Regions from separate parts of the Mus musculus genome. Here region 1 is linked to region 2. Evidence: chromatin loops called from intact Hi-C (ENCODE). Cell type or tissue: left cerebral cortex. All regions are shown on one strand. Links, peaks and the distances in the headings refer to the core of each region. The heading gives the core; the rest is flanking DNA.

Region 1 (9,152 bases), core at 2,625-7,624, 56 kb before region 2:
GTGGTGCTGGAGAGATGGCTTAGTGGTTAAGAACACTGACTGCTGAGTTCAATTCCCAGCAACCACATGGTGGCTCACAACCATCTGTAATAGCATCCGATTGCCTCTTCCGGTGTGTCTGAAGACAGCTACAGTGTACTCATATACATAAAATAAATAAATGAATCTTTCAAAAAAAAAAAAAAAAAAGACTGTCTTTGTAGGAATCACAAGAAACACAATAGCCACGGCCTCTGTATGTTTAAGCTGTACTTTCACCCCACCCCTTTCAGTTTTTTGAGACAGGGTTTCTCTGTGTAGCCCTGGCTGTCTTGGAACTCCTCTATAGACCAGGCTGGCCTCAAACTCACGTATCTGCCTTGCCTTTTCAAGCCAGCACTCTGGAGACAGAGGTAGTTAGACCTCTGAGGTCAAAGCCAAATCTGGTCTACACAGAGTTCTAGGCCAGCCACGGCTACCCAGTGAGACCATCAGTAGTAGCAGCAGCAGCAGCGATCCAGCTTTACTTCAATGGAAGTCTGAAAATGACTTAGGCTGTCTGTGCCCTTGGTACTTCCTTTTTAAAAAGACAACATAGCCAAAGCTAACCTTGAACTTCTGATCCTCCTGTCTTTACCGTCCGGAGTGCTGGGATTACAGGCATGCAACACTATGCCCTGGGCATGCAGTTCTGGGGACTGAACCAGGAGCTTGTGCAGGCTACATAAGCACTCTACTGCCTGTGTCACATCCCTGCCAACACTTTACTTTCTACCCTATGTTCTTGCCAATCTCTTTCACAGCCCTGTTCCCCAGATGGTCTCCACTCCACTGCTGTCCAGACTGGCCATTGCTTGTACAGATTCCACAGTGCCTGTGGCCTCAGTTGTGCAACCCAGAGCTCCTGATGTGTTAACATCTTTGGGACTTGGCTGAGGTGTGTTTTCAACTCTTTTTGTTTTGGTTTGGTGTTTGGTTTTTGAGAGAGGGTTTCTCTGTATAGACTGGCTATCCTGGAACTCACTCTGTGGACCAGGACAGCCTCAAGCCTGCAGAGATCCCCTTGCCTCTGGCTCCAGAGTATTGGGTTGAAGGCACATACCACCCCTCGAGTTTCCAACTTTTTTTTTTTTTTGGTTTTTCGAGACAGGGTTTCTCTGTGTAGCCCTGGCTGTCCTGGAACTCACTTTGTAGACCAGGCTGGCCTCGAACTCAGAAATCCGCCTGCCTCTGCCTCCCGAGTGCTGGGATTAAAGGCGTGCACCACCACGCCCGGCTTGAGTTTCCAACTTTTACTGAAGGATCAGAAGGCGGAGCTGTGTCTTGGCTTCTACTTTACACTGTCCAGGAAACAGTTTGATAAATACTTGTTCAATACATATGCACTCGCCAAATCTAAAATTTAAAAAAGACTGTAGAAATAAATCACCTGATATTTGTATAACATTACCACTTAAAAATATCTGGGTGAGCCAGGCGTGGCGGCACATGCCTTTAATCCCAGCACTTGGGAGGCAGAGGCAGGCGGATTTCTGAGTTTGAGGCCAGCCTGGTCTACAGAGTGAGCTCCAGGACAGCCAGGGCTATACAGAGAAACCCTGTCTCGAAAAACCAAAACCAAAACAAAACAAAACAAAACCTGGGTGTAGGGGAGGGTATAGGGGACTTTAGGGATAGCATTTGAAATGTATTTATTTATTTATTATATGTAAGTACACTGTAGCTGTCTTCTGACACTCCAGATGAGGGAGTCAGATCTCATTACAGATGGTTGTGAGCCACCATGTGGTTGCTGGGATTTGAACTCAGGACCTTTGGAAGAGCAGTCGGTGCTCTTAACTGCTGAGCCATCTCTCTAGCCCCCAGCATTTGAAATGTAAATGAAGAAAATACCTAATAAAAAATTGGAAAAAGAAAAAAAATCAAAAAAAATCTGGGTCTAGCTGGGTAGTGGTGGTGCACGCCTTTAATCCCAGCACTCGGGAGGCAGAGGTAGGTGGATTTCTGAGTTCGAGGCCAGCCTGGTCTACAAAGTGAGTTCCAGGACAGCCAGGGCTACACAGAGAAACCCCATCTCAGAAAAAAAAAAAAATAATAATAATAAAATAAAATCTGGGTATGCTCTGTTGTTATTTAGCTTTTGTTTGTTCACTGTTTGAGATGGCGTAGAACCTATGTAGCCAAACTAGCCTGAACTCATGATCTTCCTGCTTCAGCCTGCGTATGAGTGCTGTATGCATCTTTATAAAAAAAGATGGCAGGATGGTGGGTCCTTACCCCATGTCCCCTAGTATTACTCTTTTATATAACCATGGCACATTTGACAAATTAAAAAAAAAAAAAAAAAAAAAAAGGAAAAAAATCTGCCCAGTACTATTAACTAAACTCCAGATTTATTTGACTCTCACTAGCATTTCCACTAAGTCGCTTTTTCTGTTCTAGGATCCAATCCAGGATCCCTCATTGCCTTTAGCAAGTACACTTTTATTAGTTCATTTCTCATTCCAACAGCCCATGAGGAAAATGTTATTCTCACTTCACCAAGCAGTAAGATGCAGAACCGCTGTTCAAACCCAGAGTATTGTGAGGAGGAAATAATGGAAAGAAGGAAATAAAGAGTGCTTGGACATTCATGTCCAAGGAGGAGTAGAGGAGCCAGGGCAGTGGGGTGGGGGAGATACCAGGGCAGGGGGGTGGGGGAGGTACCAGGGCAGTGGGGTGGGGGAGGTACCAGGGCAGTGGGGTGGGGGAGGTACCAGGGCAGTGGGGTGGGGGAGGTACCAGGGCAGTGGGGTGGGGGAGGTACCAGGGCAGTGGGGTGGGGGAGGTACCAGGGCATGGGGGTGGGGGAGGTACCAGGGCAGTGGGGTGGGGGAGGTACCAGGGGATGGGGGTGGGGGAGGCACCAGGGCAGGGAGGTGGGGGAGGTACCAGGGCAGGGGGGTGGGGGAGGTACCAGGGCAGGGGGGTGGGGGAGGTACCAGGGCAGGGAGGTGGGGGAGGTACCAGGGCAGGGGGGTGGGGGAGGTACCAGGGCAGGAGGGTGGGGGAGGTACCAGGGCAGGGAGGTAGGGGAGGTACCAGGGCAGGGAGGTGGGGGAGGTACCAGGGCAGGGGGGTGGGGGAGGTACCAGGGCAGGGGGTGAGGGAGGCACCAGGGCACTGGTTTCTGTAACCGTGAGTGTTCCAGAAAGCTCCTCTGTGATGTTGGTTAAACACTTCAATTTTATGAATCACATTTACTCAAGGATAGGAAACCCTTTGGCCAAGAAAAAGAATCAGGAATTGGACATCTTTTTCTTAATCCCAGGCAAGCCAGCCTACCAATTGATGAGCTCCAAATTCAAAGAGAAAAGGAGGGAGGAGATCTTGTTTCAGAATAAGGTGAAGAGCAACTGAAGAGCATGCTCAACAGTGATGTCTGGCCTATACACAAAGGCACATGCACTTACACACATGCATTTACCTGTACACACCTTGAACACATACATGAAATCACACATACATATGCACAGAATTTTGTTTTAAAGTAGGGGTAGAGAACACCTGAGTTTTGTTCCCAGCACCTACATCAGATGCCTCCAGCACATCCCCACACATAGACACATGATTAAAAATGATAAAAATAGATGGGGTGGTGGGACAGCCCCACTTGGGAGGCACAGTGAGTCTCTCTGGGTTTGAGGCCAGCCTGGTCTACATATTATGTTCCAGGCTAGCCAGAGGGTATCATAGTGATACCCTCTCTTAAAAACAACAACAATGGACCTTTTTTTTTTTTTTTTTGAGACAGGGTTTCTCTGTGTAGCCCTGGCTGTCCTGGAACTCACTTTGTAGACCAGGCTGGCCTCGAACTCAGAAATCCACCTGCCTCTGCCTCCCAAGTGTTGGGATTAAAGGCATGCTCCACCACAGCCCGGCAACAATGGATCTTTAAGCAAAAAGAAACAGTAAGGTTGCATGAGCTAAAGGGGAACGGGTGGTAAAGGTATTATCCTTCAGTTCCTGGCTGATGGTAGGATTAGATCTTAATTAGATGAAGGAGATTAATAGAACTCCCACTTCTAGCATGCCTCTAAAAATTTAAAGTCCAGAGTTTGTTTTGAGAAATCTATGAATTTTCAAGGAGAACAAGTGACAAGGCAGAGCTAGCCCTTTTACACTTCAGGAAAGATACTATGCTAGGGCTGGAGAGATGGCTCAGCAGTTAAGAGCACTGGCAGCCCTCCCAGAGAACCTGGGTTCAATTGTCAGCACACACATGGCAGCTCACAGCCATCTTTAACTCCAGTTCCAAGGCTTCTGATGGTCTGTAAAGAGGGCATCAGGCAGCCACGGGGTGAGAGACACATGCAGGCAAAACATCTAAATATATAAGATAAAACTTTTAAAAACACAATCCCAATAATCAAAATATATGGGACTCACTCAAAACAAATTCTCACGGTATAGAAGAAAGCAGTACGTGCTAAATTAAGTAAAAGTCACTGAAAAACTGCTCAATGACCACTCAGTGAGAACAGGATTCCAATGCAGAGAAAGAGTAACTTAGGCTGGGGTGCAGCTCACTGGTCAGTATGAGCATGAGGTCAAGAGTCCAATCCCCAACACCCAAACAAAAGAAAAAAAGACAGTAAGAATAGACCATTAGGTAGAACTTATTAATATTGATAGCCTTAAAAACTAGAACAGAACACTATTAACAAGGTTAGAGAAAAAAATCTCATATGCTGCTTTGTGAAATTTATATGCAGCTTTGGCCATATAAGCAATCTTTTTTAAAGGAAATTTATTTCCTTTTTATTGACTCCAGAATTGCACTTAAGAGCTATGAATAGTGGCCTGTGCATAGAGTCAGCTACTCAGGAGAAGGGCCCAGTGGGAGAACTACAGCCTAGGCATTCAAGGCCAGCTAAGATAACACAGCTACAACTGTTCCTTCAAAAATATGCTTCTATTTTTCCCCAGAACAAATCTGTATGCAAGGAGGAAAGCACGCCAGCAGAAATCCATGATTGTAACTGCAACATTTTCAAGACAGAGCAGGGGACATGCTCTATGTTCAAGGCCAGCCTGGTGACACAGTCTTCCGAGCTAGCTAGGGCTACACAACACCACTCATGTCTCAAACAAAGCAACACAAAAACAGGGAACTACGTAAGAGTTGAGGAAGAATAGTTAAATGATGGGTGTCTGTTAACTACTCTACAATTTATCATTTTAATTTGATTTCAGTTGGGATCTCATAGTCCTGGCTTCCCCTGAAATCAGTTTATGAGGGGCTCATGCACACTAGGCAAGCACTCTACCAACTGTAGACAAGCTACACTCCAGTCATGGAAACGGTTTAAAGTAGACAAGGGCTGGAGAAGAGAGAATGGCTTAGTATTGAGAGCGCTGTTTTTCTCCCTAGCGTCTTTTATGTGCGTACATATAACAAACACACAGCCAATAGGAAACTATTACATTGATCTTGCATGCCTGTGCAAACTCCATCAGGAGGCACAGCTGCATACTCTTCAGAGGACTAGAGTTCAGTTCCCAGCATCGACAGAGGACTCATAATCTCACAATCACCAGTAGCCCTTGGTCCAGGCGACCTGACACACCTTTCTGGACTGCTTGGGGTACATATGCATATACAGATAAGCACATGCCATTAATAAAAAACAAATCTTAGCTTGTTTGTTTGGGTTTTTTGTTTTTTTTGTTTTTTTGTTTTTTGTTTTTTGAGACAGAGTTTCTCTGTGTAGCCCTGGCTGTCCTGAAACTTTCTTTTGAGTCCAAACTGGCCATGAACTCAAGAGATCTACCTGCCTCTGCCTCCCAAGTGCTGGGATTAAAGGGGTGCACCACCACCACTGGCTAATAGAAACAAACGCTCTTAAAAGTAGACAAGAAGACACACAGATAAATGGAAGCATGGATTAAGTGAAACAAAAACAAATATGCATGCCTCATAATTAAATTACTCATACATATAAAAGCTATGTGCTGGGCGCCACCCTCACACTGGGTGCCCCTCCCAGCCCTTCATATGTTTTATATGGCTTAGTCCTTAAAACAGCTTACAGTACACACTCTGGCCCTAATTTACAAACAAGGAAATAAAGTGCTAGCCTGTAAGTCACTGCATCTTAAACACACACTACATATAGGAGTGCAGAGCCCAGCACAGCCTGTATAACACTGTGCATGGAAATTACATTGAAGGGAGCTGTAGCAGATGGAAATCTGGGGTGAAATTGTCAATGAAAATTAGACAGTAAATCAAGGTGCACACATCCCAGTGAGGCGCGGAATCATCAGTCTATTTCTTAGACCACCACTCCTAAAACTTAGAAACATGGCGTTGATACAGACAGGCTGCCATTCACTCTCATTTTATAAAAATGATACTCTACAGTTGTAATAACATAAAAAGCCAGCTAGATCTGGGCTCTGGTTTTCCCCCTAAAGTCTTTTACATGCATAAGTACAATATACAGCCAATAGGAAGCTGTCCTATTAATCTCTATGCCTGTGAAATCTCTATGGGGGCACAGCTCCTACACTGCCATCCTAGAAGTGGTCCTCACAGGCCCACCAAGGAGGGCTGGAGACATCCTCACTCACACTCTGCCAAGGAGAGCCTCTGTCTGCCCACCCCGGAACAGCTCTAGCTTTCTGCCTTTTTTTTTTTTTTTAAGATTTTATTCATTTATTTATTTATTTATTCATTTATTTATTTATTTATTTATTTATTTATTTATTATCTGTAAGTACACTGTAGCTGTCTTCAGACACACCAGAAGAGGGCATCAGATCTCATTTTGGGTGGTTGTGAGCCACCATGTGGTTGCTGGGATTTGAACTTCGGACCTTCGGAAGAGCAGTCGGGTGCTCTTACCCACTGAGCCATCTCACCAGCCCCAGCTTTCTGCTTTTATACAATCCAGGCTGACAGTGAGCTTACGATGAACTGTCATCACTGCAGAAAGAGGAGAGAAAAGAGACAGAGGCAGAGATGAAAGGGAGAGGACTGGGAGAAAAAGGTCAGAGGGGCCTCCCCTCTAGAGCTAGAGGAAAAACAGAGGAAGACAGAGGCCGAGCAGAGAGAAGGCAGAAGGGAGGCAGAAGTCAGGAGAGGCATGGGCCTTTGTGTTTTAGCAGGCAGAAGCTGCCTTGAAGCTGGGTTTTAGGAATGGTTTAGGCATTCAGACACACTACCATAAAACATGTCCAAAGCAGTCTGGAGTTAAACACATGGCTTTTTAAAAGCACGGCTGGCACCTACTTCATAAGCTAGAACAAGATTTTCTGGAGATAAAGACAAGAAACAAAGGTCCCTAAAACTAAACATAAGCCAATAAAGGTTTGCTGATAGCCCAGAAGGCTGGAGAGGTGACTTAGTGGTTAAAACTCATACTCTTCTCACAGAGAACCTGGGTTCAGTTCCCAGCACCCACACCAGGAGACTTATAATCACCTGTAACTCTACCTTCTGGGGGGACCCAGTGCCCCTGAGCTCTTTCTATAAAAGCAGAGAGGGTGGAGGTTAGCCTGGCTATTCGCAGTGTACAAGAGATTTCAGGGTGTCCAGAAGGCTTCTCTACAAAAAACTTGCTTTCTAAGAAAAGCACGTTTGCTGCTACTCAGAAAACTACATATGGTTCTATGCAGCAGTCCTCAGGCACCTGTTTGCCATTCCTTTGTGCAGATTAGAAGGATCCCAGTACAGGGGAATTAGTTGCCTCCTGAGCACTGGGTAGGCAGAGAAAGTGGCCTCTGAGACCTCACATCTGTTGTCACTTTCACCCAGGAGGTTCCTTCAGGCGGGTCCCCAACGCCAAGCAGGACGCTAAGGGACGCCCCAGGCTCACACCTTACCCGCCATTCCTTGTACACAGTGAGGTAACTAGGCTACCTAAGCTACAGAAGAAGGCTCTCAAGCCCCACACAGTTTCCCGAGACCTGAAATCCACGACACAGCAAACCAAGTAGAGTGCCACTCTGCCAGTCTGTCACAGGCAAATAACAGTCACAGCAACAAGACTATGCGCTGCGTCTTCATGTCACAGGACTGCAATCACAAACAGGCATCCATAACAACCATCTCCATGTCACTCACTCCCAACTGGAATTATACTCCCCTATCTACATCTGGGGAAGCAAATGCCCACATCTCCTCCCACTGGCCCCAAAGTAAAGAGACAAATGAGCAAATGACCCCTTGTCACTAAAGACTTAACAGGCCTCAAAACCTTTAGAAAATGAATGTTTGCCTGACACCATCTCAGTGAGACAGCAATAAGATGAAAATGATCTACTTTGTAACAGGCCTTCCCTTCCTGAGTACCAGGAAGCAGAGCCAAGTGCAGATAAATCCCTGGGTGTGGATAGGACCGAGTGTCTCCTTTCTCGTGGTGTCCATGCTGGAATGGTGACAGCAGTATCTAGTGGGGACTCAACACTGTCAGGATCTCCACCCTCGGAATGCTGTTGCCTTTTCTCACTCGGGTCTTGGGGCAAACTCAAGTCTTTTCTTTTTCCCTAGTTGACATACTCCCTAAACTGGGTTGTTGTTTTTGTTTTTCCAAATTGGTCATTCATAAATAAGACACCTAAGGTTGGATGTGGCAGCCTTGGGGGAGTGGTAGGCACATCCCTATGAGCTGAGGTTCATCTGGTCTACATAGTAACTTCCAGGCCTGCCAGTGCTACAGAGTGAGACCCTGCCTCAAACAAACAAACAAACAAAACAACACCACCACAAGGGGACTGGAGGCCCAGCCCAGTGGTTAAGCATCTCCCAGAGGGTCTGGGTCCAGTTCTCAGCACCCACACTGGATGGCTCCTAAGCGCTTTAACTCTAGTTTGAGGAGCTATGACCCCCTCTTCTGGTCTCCAAGAGCACCTGTATGTGTGTAGTGCACATAAATGCCCTCAGGCACACACATACAAACTAAACGAAATATCTTTAGTTTAATCCAAATGAAATCCAATATTGATAAGAAATTAATTTTAAAAAAGCATACTTAAATTTTTTATCTGTACAAAGGAATATTTTGTTTTTCAGTTCTATTTTCTGAAAGAGAATTTCATGTATCCCAGGCTGCCTTTGAACTTGGTCATATGGCCAGGATGACCTTTGACTTCTGTTCCTCCTACCTCCTTCTCCCTCTGAGTGTTGG
Region 2 (9,152 bases), core at 2,448-7,447:
ATGAATTGATTTTTTTCAGAAAAAAAATGAATTAATAAAACTGACTTAAGATGAATCAGGAAAGTTGAATAAACCAATAATTGCAGGGGGACATGCAGACTAAAGAAGTCATCAAAGAATTATTCAAATGAAGAAGCCAGGCCTTATTGGTTTTATGGCTGGGCTCTTTCCTGCACTTCTGGAACAGAAAATTCCCATGTTGCCATCTGTTACCAGGGTTGGAAACTGCTTCATTCACTTTAGAAAATTAGCCTCAAAGCCAGACACTGGGAGCTCATGCCTCTAACACCAGCTCTCGGGGGACTGGGGCGAAGGGACTGCTGCAATCCTAAGACCAGCCCGGGTTACAGAATAAGTTGAGTCTCAGTGCAAAACCTTGTTTTAAAAAACAATTAATAAAAATAATTTTTAAAATACTTTAGCTTAGCCGGGTGTGGTGGCGCACGCCTTTAATCCCAGCACTCGGGAGGCAGAGGCAGGCGGATTTCTGAGTTCGAGGCCAGCCTGGTCTACAAAGTGAGTTCCAGGACAGCCAGGGCTACACAGAGAAACCCTGTCTCGAAAAACAAAAAACAAAAAACAAAACAAAACAAAAAAAAACCACTTAGCTTTTAAAACAAACAAACAAACAAAACCAGAACACAACCATAGTGTTACAAGAATATTACGGGAAATTCCTAAACAGACTGTTAATAAGGGAATCAAACGAACATAGCTACAACGACTAGGCAGGGGAGGCAGAAACAGGAGGATCACGGGGGCCTGCTGGCCCACAGCCTAACATCCTTGGTGAGCTCTAGGTCTCAAAACAAAAACACAGATGATGGCACCTGAGAAATGACACTTGTGATTGACCTCTGGTGACCACAAGTATTCATACACATGAGCACACACATACATTCACACATACATAAAAAAACACCAACTCGAGCCGGGCGTGGTGGCGCACACCTTTAATTCCAGCACTTGGGAGGCAGAGACGGGTGGATTTCTGAGTTCGAGGCCAACCTGGTCTACAGAGTGCGTTCCAGGACAGCCAGGACTACACAGAGAAACCCTGTCTCGAAAAACAAAAACAAAACAAAACAAAACAAAACAAAACAAAACAAAACAAAACAAAAACACCAACTCAAATGACAAAACAACTAAGACAGAGGCATGTCCCTGGTTCTAAACAATCCTCCACCATGCTGCTCTATGTCCAGCGGAAAGGACCAGAGCATAGGAGGAGCTAACCTTCCCAGGCAGCCCAGCAAGAAGGATGGGCTCCGAAGGAAAAGCCTCAAGCTGTACCTAAGCTTCAACACTCCCCACCCCGGGTCTCACTTAGGCTAAGTCCATTTTCAAAAAATATTTCTACACAGTAGGAGAAAAAGGAGCCTTTCTTTCCACAGCAGTTGGCTGCCACATATGGTACTGCTCTGAATAGAGGCTTTATGAGGAAGGGTCTACAGCCCGCAGGCGTGGGCTATGCCACTGGCCACAAACAGCAAGGAACAGGCCTCAGGATTTATATGTCCGGCCAGCAGAGGTGCCTGAGATAATTCAGATGGAGCTGCTGTCACATCCCTAGGAGACACAGGGCGCCTTCTGTATTCCTATCCCAAACCCAGAACTCACACTCACATGCACACAGCTCCTTTGTTCTGTTCTGGGGCTCAGACAAGAAAAGCACTGATTTCAGCTGGAGGTATGTCTCCTGAGTGAGAGAGTGGGTAGGATAGCCTCCCTCCCTGAAGAAGAACTAGGGGACACGGTCCTGCATCCTACAGCCCTGGACCAAGCATGCTGAAGTTAGCCTTCCTTAAACTCCACAGATGGTCTCTAAGGGGCAGAGGCACTGTGGCCAAGCCCAGGACTGGTTGCATACCCTCCCTGACTAGAGGTGAATCATACATACTTTTGCCGCCATTGTTCTTCAGGACATTGGAGAGGTTGACAGAGGCAGTGCCCAGTAGTTCATTCCTCAAGGTATGACAGCTCCAGACCTTCAGATCCAAATGACTCTGGGCTGTGACATTCCTGGAAAACAAGTAAGTGACTCATCACAGCCTCGCCGGGGAGCAGCTACCCCTCTAACATGAACAGGCTGCTGAAAGCTACCCTGCTGATATCTTACAGGGGACAAAACAGGAAGACAGTCACATACACACCTCACACGCTGACCTGTAACCCCTAGCTAATAATGAGTGTCTGTGAGCTCAATGACATACAGACACCTAAAGAGGAGCACCATGGGGGCCAAGGGCAGCAGAGTCTGCACCCCAGCCCCCCCTCCCCACCTCCTGCATTCCACCAGTGACAGCCTTACAGAACGATGATTTCATTCCAGAGCAGTTCAGAGCTCCCGATGCGCTTCCCCGTCTTCTTGGTCTCGCTGGGGAGTCCATCCACTGCCACCTCCACGTAGGAGTTGATTCTGGGCTGGCGGTTGTGCACCTTGGGCTTTGCTGACACCACTGGATGGCACAGAAAGGATAGGCAGATGAGTTAAAGGGTCCCATGCGCCCCTTGGGGCAGGTGCTCCTTTTGGTTATTTCCCTTTGAAAAGATTTTTTTTTTTTTTTTTTTTTTTTGGTTTGGTTTGGTTTGGTTTGTCCTCTTTTAAAAAAAAAAATTAAAACTTTTGAAAACTGACATGGTGATAGCTCGTGCCTGAGGAATGACACCCAAGGTTGACCACTGACCAAAATATCATGTGCACACAAACACATACGTACAAAATGAATGTTTTTGAACAAGAAATAAAAAGGGGTATAAACTAAACAAAGAAGCAAAAAAAGCATGTGTGTACAAGAGTCTGAACTATGAAGGGAGAAAGATCGCTCCCAACCCAAAAGCACATGAGATAGCAAAGTGCTTTGCTCACTGGCCTGTTCCCCAGTCCCCCAAATCAACTTTTAAATGACTGTCACAAAGTCCGCTGCACGGCTCTGCTAACTTTTTACACTGCTGAGATGACGGCTTATAGTCCTTTGCTCTGGGACAGTCAGCACAAGCGGGGCTCCTCAGAGCAGCTGAGCCTCCTTTAAGGTTTGGGAGCGTCGTCTTCGGGGTTCTGGACACCCTCGGGGACTCCCTGCACTGCCTCTGAGCATCTCCATTTGGCCACACTGCAAAGTGCAGTGCTGCTTCCTCACTTTTGGCAAACCATTTTTTTAGAAATAAAATCAATCACTAAGTCTCAATCAAGAGTTACCGCGGACGCTGCAAGGCACACATCATATGGAGCCCCCAACTCATGAAGCGGGAATATCCTGTCTCCCTGACTGTACCCAGGAGGAAACAAGGCTGGGATGGGGACATACGCCTGCAATCCCAGCAGCTGAGGAAGAACAGGAGTGCTGCAGGTTCAAGGCTGGCCTGGTCTACACAAGGCGTTTCAGGCCGGACAGAGCTAGTCACAAAAATCGAAACAAAAAAGCCAGGCAAAGTCCCTCATGCCTGTAATCCCACTGACTGGAGAGACTGGAATAAATGAATCATCTGACTACAGAGTGAGTTCTAGGTCAGGCTGGCCAGAGTGTATGGGGGAGGGAGGCTCACGCCAATTATATAGAGGGAGCTCTGCCCCAGCACGTGCCCCAGCAACCTGACTCCATCCCAGCTGTATACTATTCCTGGGCTCTGCTTATTTGTTCTGCGGCTCTTCTTCATGTAGCAATAAGGCTGAACACACTCTATGGTGGTCAGCCACTGTAGCCTGTTCTGTTTACAGCCCTCATGTGTGTCTGTCTGTGGGTCTGCCTGTCTGCCTGTCTGTCTGTCTCTGTCTCTGTCTCTGCTCTCGTTTTGGTTTAGTCTGGTTTCTTTCCTGGTTGTAAATAGCAGCACCTCACTGTTACAGCACAGGCTGACTTGAACCTACTACTCAGCCATAAATGGCCTCTGTCTCCCTGGCACTGAGATTACAGACATACGTCACTATTCCTAGCACACAGCAGCACTTGTCATAGTCATTTATCACCAACAGACTGGTACAAATCCATGGAGCGTAAAGACAACAAACACCATCTTCCATGGGACACCTATCCCATAGCATTCATGACCCATAGTGGGAAAGGCAGGTCTATCAGAGGGAACACATCTACATGTCCACCCTGTGCCCAAGGCAGAGGCTATAACTGGTGTTCCTCACCCCCAGTAACAAGCCTAACCTCCCCTGCAGTCCCTTCTATTGAGGAAGTAAAGCCCCTTCCCAGATCCTTTGGGGAGGTGACAAGTCCTACAAAGGTCTACAACTTGACAAACAACAGTCACCCCCTGGGTTCTATGAAGCAGTAACTACTCCAAAACCCAAAAGCTACAGTAGGGAGAAATCAAGAAACAAAACAAAAAACATTTAGGGCTAACAAGCAACAGGGATGGGGCTGAGAATAGAGGTTTGTCACAGACATGAGACCTAAGTGGAAAATGTACCGCTTTGCACGTACATCAAGGCTAGCTGACGCCATCTTGTGGTGAGACAGGAGCACTGCATACCTTAACTTTTAAAAACAGGAACATGTTTCATTCAGTCCTAGAAAATCTCCCTAAAATCAACAAGTTCCTGCCAGGCCTGGAGGCATACACCTTTAGTTCTGGAACACAGGAGGCAGAGCCATGTGGATTTCTGTGAGTTCAAAGCCAGTCTAGTCTACACAGTGAATTTCAGGCTACCTCGGCAGGACTACACTGTGAGACCCTGCAGATGGCTCAGGGGTTATGAACATATCACTCTCACAAAGGACCTGAATCCAGACCCCAGCACCCACAAAGCAGCTCACAGCCATCTGTAGTTCCAGTTCCAGGGAACTGATGCTGTCTTCCAGTCTCCACAGGTGCCATTCATGCATGTAGTAAACATACAGATATGCAGGAAAACACGCATACCTATAAAATACAAAGAAATCTTGGGGAGGGGCTGGAGAGATGCCTTGGCGGTTAAGAGCACTGACTGCTCTTCCAAAGGTCCTGAGTTCAAATCCCAGCAACCACATGATGGCTCGCAACCATCCATAATAAGATCTGACGCCCTCTTCTGGGGTGTCTGAGGACAGCTGCAGTGTACTTACATATAATAAATAAATAAAATCTTTAAAAAAAAAAAAAAAAAAGAAAGAAATCTTGGGGAGAAAATGAAATTCAATTTCTTTACTTCACAGCTGGGCCATCTAAGTTCAGGGAGCCAAATTAACTTCCCTGCAATCAAAGTTAGTGAAAAGCAGGTCTGAGGCAGGAACCAACTCTCCCCAAGTCAATGCTCTCAGCTCTCTCCAGACAGGCTTTTCCTCTTGTCCTGATTTGGTTTTAGATCGGGCTTTTGTACTCTAGCTTCTTCCCTGGTTTGGTTTGGTTTAGTTTGGTTGGTTTGGTTTGGTTGGTTTGGTTTGGTTGGTTTGGTTTGGTTGGTTTAGTTTGGTTGGTTTGGTTTGGTTTAGTTTGGTTGGTTTGTTTGGTTGGTTTGGTTTGGTTTGGTTTGGTTGGTTTGGTTTGGTTGGTTTGGTTTGGTTTGGTTGGTTTGGTTGGTTTGGTTTGGTTGGTTTGGTTTGGTTTGGTTTGGTTTGGTTGGTTTGGTTTGGTTTGGTTTGGTTGGTTTGGTTTGGTTTGGTTGGTTTGGTTTGGTTGGTTTGGTTTGGTTGGTTTGGTTTGGTTGGTTTGGTTTGGTTGGTTTAGTTTGGTTGGTTTGGTTTGGTTGGTTTGGTTTGGTTGGTTTGGTTTGGTTGGTTTGGTTTGGTTGGTTTGTTGGTTGGTACAGTTTGGTGTGAGACAGGGTATCACATATCCCAAGCTGGCCTCCAACTGTCTATGTAGCTAAGGATGACTTTGAACTTCTAATCCTCCTCCATCTCTGGAGTTCTGGGATGATGGGCACACACCACAACACCCGTTTATTCAGGAGCACTGAGCCCAGTCCTATTCGTGCATGCTAGGCAAACTCTAACAACTAAGCTACATTCCCCAAGTCAAACTGGCAAAACTCTGAGGCCTTAGGCTCATTCCCCAAGTACCTTTAATAGAAGTACGCAGATGTTGAGCAATGACAACCTTAAAGAAAAGAACAAACTGGGGGAGACAGATGTGAGGAACTTAGTGGGGAAGGCCTCACTGAAGGGTGACAAAATGTGTAAAGAACAAAGCAAGCTAAAAGCATTTCACTCAGATGGCCAGGGCAATGGCCCAGAGTCAGCGTGTGGGGAGGCCAGAACGGCTCAGGACACGAATGCAGAGGGAAGAGGACATGCATGAGAAAACAGTGCTCATCAGCGTTGACGCTGAAATGCAGAGATGCGGCTTACACTTTAACAAGACTGCTGGGTGCTGTGCAACCACAGCACCAGGAAAGAAGACAAAGGGCAGAATCAGAAAGGCAGGTCTAGGACCTTACTCCAGAACTGAGTGCTGCGGCCAGGGCGGACAACAGGACTGGGGAGGAGTGCTAAATACCAGGCGCTGGCTTCACTGCCAGGCCAACATGAGCGATGAGAAGAAGGCAGAAGCACGGTAACAGACCTGGACACTTTCTGTGAATACTGGGAGTTCCAGGAAAGGTCTAGGCTACAGACACCAATCTGAGAGTGACCTTTTACTGAAGGCATTTAAAGCTATGAGGCTGGATGCGATCACCTAGAGCATTAATGTACAGAGGGGGAGCCCTGGGCACAAAGGAATCAACCATCTCTGAGCATTTTAGCCAAAAGGTCTACTTTCCCCACAGCCCCGTTATTTGCTTTCTTTTCCAAGAACTCTAGTTATAGAGTGATAATCTTCTGAGACAAATGCTACATTCCTGAATTGTTTCAGAACACCTGACTCTCCAGACAGATGTGCCTCAAATACTTCAGGCAATGACGCTCACCTTTCAGGGTAAGCTGGGACTTCTCAAAAGGCAGGGCCACTCCTGCCCGGCTGGAGCTGGCAGATGCCATGTCATCACAATGGAACTGCAAAGGAAGCAGAGTGGCAGGGTTAGTCAGCGGCTGAGGAGGAAACTGAAGAGCCCAACCCAAAGAGCTGGGGAAATGGCTCAGTGCTTAAGAACGCTTGTGATCCTTGCAGAGGACCTGGGTTCAACTCCCAGCACCCACACAGCACTTCTCAACCATCTGTAACTCCAGTTCTAAGGAGCCTGATGCCTTCTTCTCAGCTCCAAGGGCATCAGGCATGCATATGGAATGCAGACATAGATGCAGACAAAATACTCACACACATAAAATTAAATAAATAAATATTAAAAATAAATAAATTTTAAAATTTAAAAGGAGCCGGGCGTGGTGGCTCATGCCTTTAATCCCAGCACTAGGGAGGCAGAGGCAGGTGGATTTCTGAGTTTGAGGCCATCCTGGTCTACAAAGTGAGTTCCAGGACAGCCAGAGCTATACAGAGAAACCCTGTCTCAAAAAACAAAAAACAAAACAAAAAAAAAAAAAATGTAAAAGGAGACCTCAATCCCAGGACAGGTATGGTGATCCATGCCTGCAATCTGTATGACAGCACAAGTTTATAATCCCAGGGCTTGAAAGGTGGAGGCCGTAGACGGGCAAGGTCATTCTCAGCTGTAGAGTGAGTTCAAGGCCTGCACAGTCTACATAGTAAGTTCCAGAACAGCCAGGACTACATATAGACATCTTGTCTCCAAAAATATAAATAAATAAATAAATAAATAAATAAATAAATAAACAGACAGACAGACAGACAGACAACTAAGCCAGTTTTTTATGGGTCATTGAACCTAAAGATCTGATTGAACATCTCTCCAGTGATGCCAAATGGCTAAACAAGCCATGCAAAGTTGTCTGATAGCACTTGACAGGTGTCTGCCACTCATGCGGTTAAACGCAGAAGTTCATCTAAAACAGAATTCTTATACTCAAATGTGATCTTTGGAATATTATCAGGTTTCATTTAGAAAATATTGGTTCCTTGAGCTGTGTGGATATTCTAAACCTTAACACATTTCATTATACAACTTTAAAAAATCACATTTGTCAATGTGCTCGGTGATCTCACCAGACGGGCCTCCAAACAGCAGAAAGCTGTCAAGCCTGTCGTGGTAGAGTGGCCCAAAATTCTAATTTTCTTGTAAGAACGATTTTGTTACTGGCAACAAACACTGTCAGTTATTTTCCTCAGAGTGTCAGGTTTGCTTCATTCAGTTTGAAGAAAATGTCTGCCAATTTCACAAATCTAATAACTCCAACTTGCTTCTCAGTTGTTTGCTAAAGGAAAAATCATATTTCACGGGGAAAAAAGCAACAACCCTGCTCTAGATTCAAGGACTGCTCGAGTACTTGCCTTCAGCGGCACGCGGCATGTGCACACTCCAAAGGGGAGGCTATGAAAACACAATCAAGAGTCAGATGGGCTGGCAAGATGGCTCAGTGGCGATGACACGTCACACAAGCCTGGAAAGCTGACTTCAATCTATAGAGCTGAACACACACAGTGGAAGGAGAAAACCGGCTCCACAGAGATGTCTCCTGGCCTCTGATGACCACAAACGCCATGGCACTTGCATCTCCCTACCCCTTACACACACACACACACACACACACACACACACACACACAAAGTACATAGGGACAATAATAATAAATAGGAGCTGAAGATGGCTCAGCTGTTCAGAGCATATACTACTCCTTTAGAGGGCCTGAATTTAGTGCCCACACAAATATCAAGCAACTCACAACTCCATATAACTCCAACTCCAGGGGATCCCACACGCAGTGGCCCCTTCAGGCACCTGCACAAGCATGCATAGACACACACATGAATGCAAACTTTTAAAATATAAAAATACAACAAGTTCTCACTTGTGTTGTTTGTTTTCTGAGACACAGTGTCACTATGTAGCACTGGCTTTCCTGACATGCTCTTGTAGACCAGGCTGGCCTCTTACTCACAGAGATCCTCCTGTCTCAGCCTCCTGAGTGCTGGGAGCAAGTTATGCACCACACAGGCAGCTCCTTCAAGGATTGTGAACTGAAGTGTTCTCCCAAGACTGTGTGTGACAAAGAACGTGAAGACAACAGCCCTTGTGGCCACAGCACCAATGGTGTCTTGGCTGCAGCACCTTCAATGCAAGCGTGACCACAGTGAGACATGAGTGACAGGTGGGTTTTGCTAACTGTGAAACTGCTGCCATTAAAGCATTACGCCGCAGCTGAGCACTG

Evidence for each region. Hi-C counts contacts between places; a loop is a spot of excess contacts. Peaks named below come from ENCODE experiments on the same cell type or tissue, not always from the same donor. Only the 100,000 strongest peaks of a DNase experiment are listed, where the experiment ranks them.
Region 1: a loop joins it to region 2, with 2.0 times the contacts of the local background. A loop is called at or near these places in 8 of 42 quality-filtered maps.

Annotation. Positions count from the first base shown.
Region 1 is chr8:107,506,784-107,515,935 of GRCm38, reverse strand. The region is part of intron 7 of Wwp2 (WW domain containing E3 ubiquitin protein ligase 2); the gene reads right to left. Among named protein-coding and RNA genes, the nearest start is that of Gm51547, 5.6 kb to the right of the region's middle. In left cerebral cortex, for the core only: no CTCF peak of the experiment used is centred there; a DNase peak (open chromatin) is centred at 4,957.
Region 2 is chr8:107,450,750-107,459,901 of GRCm38, reverse strand. It overlaps Wwp2 (WW domain containing E3 ubiquitin protein ligase 2), which reads right to left. Exons shown (of 24, transcript NM_025830.4): 2 at 6,839-6,923; 3 at 2,312-2,459; 4 at 1,901-2,022. The coding sequence starts at 6,908. Among named protein-coding and RNA genes, the nearest start is that of Gm39241, 6.0 kb to the right of the region's middle. In left cerebral cortex, for the core only: a CTCF peak has its summit at 4,460 (motif pointing left); a DNase peak (open chromatin) is centred at 4,444.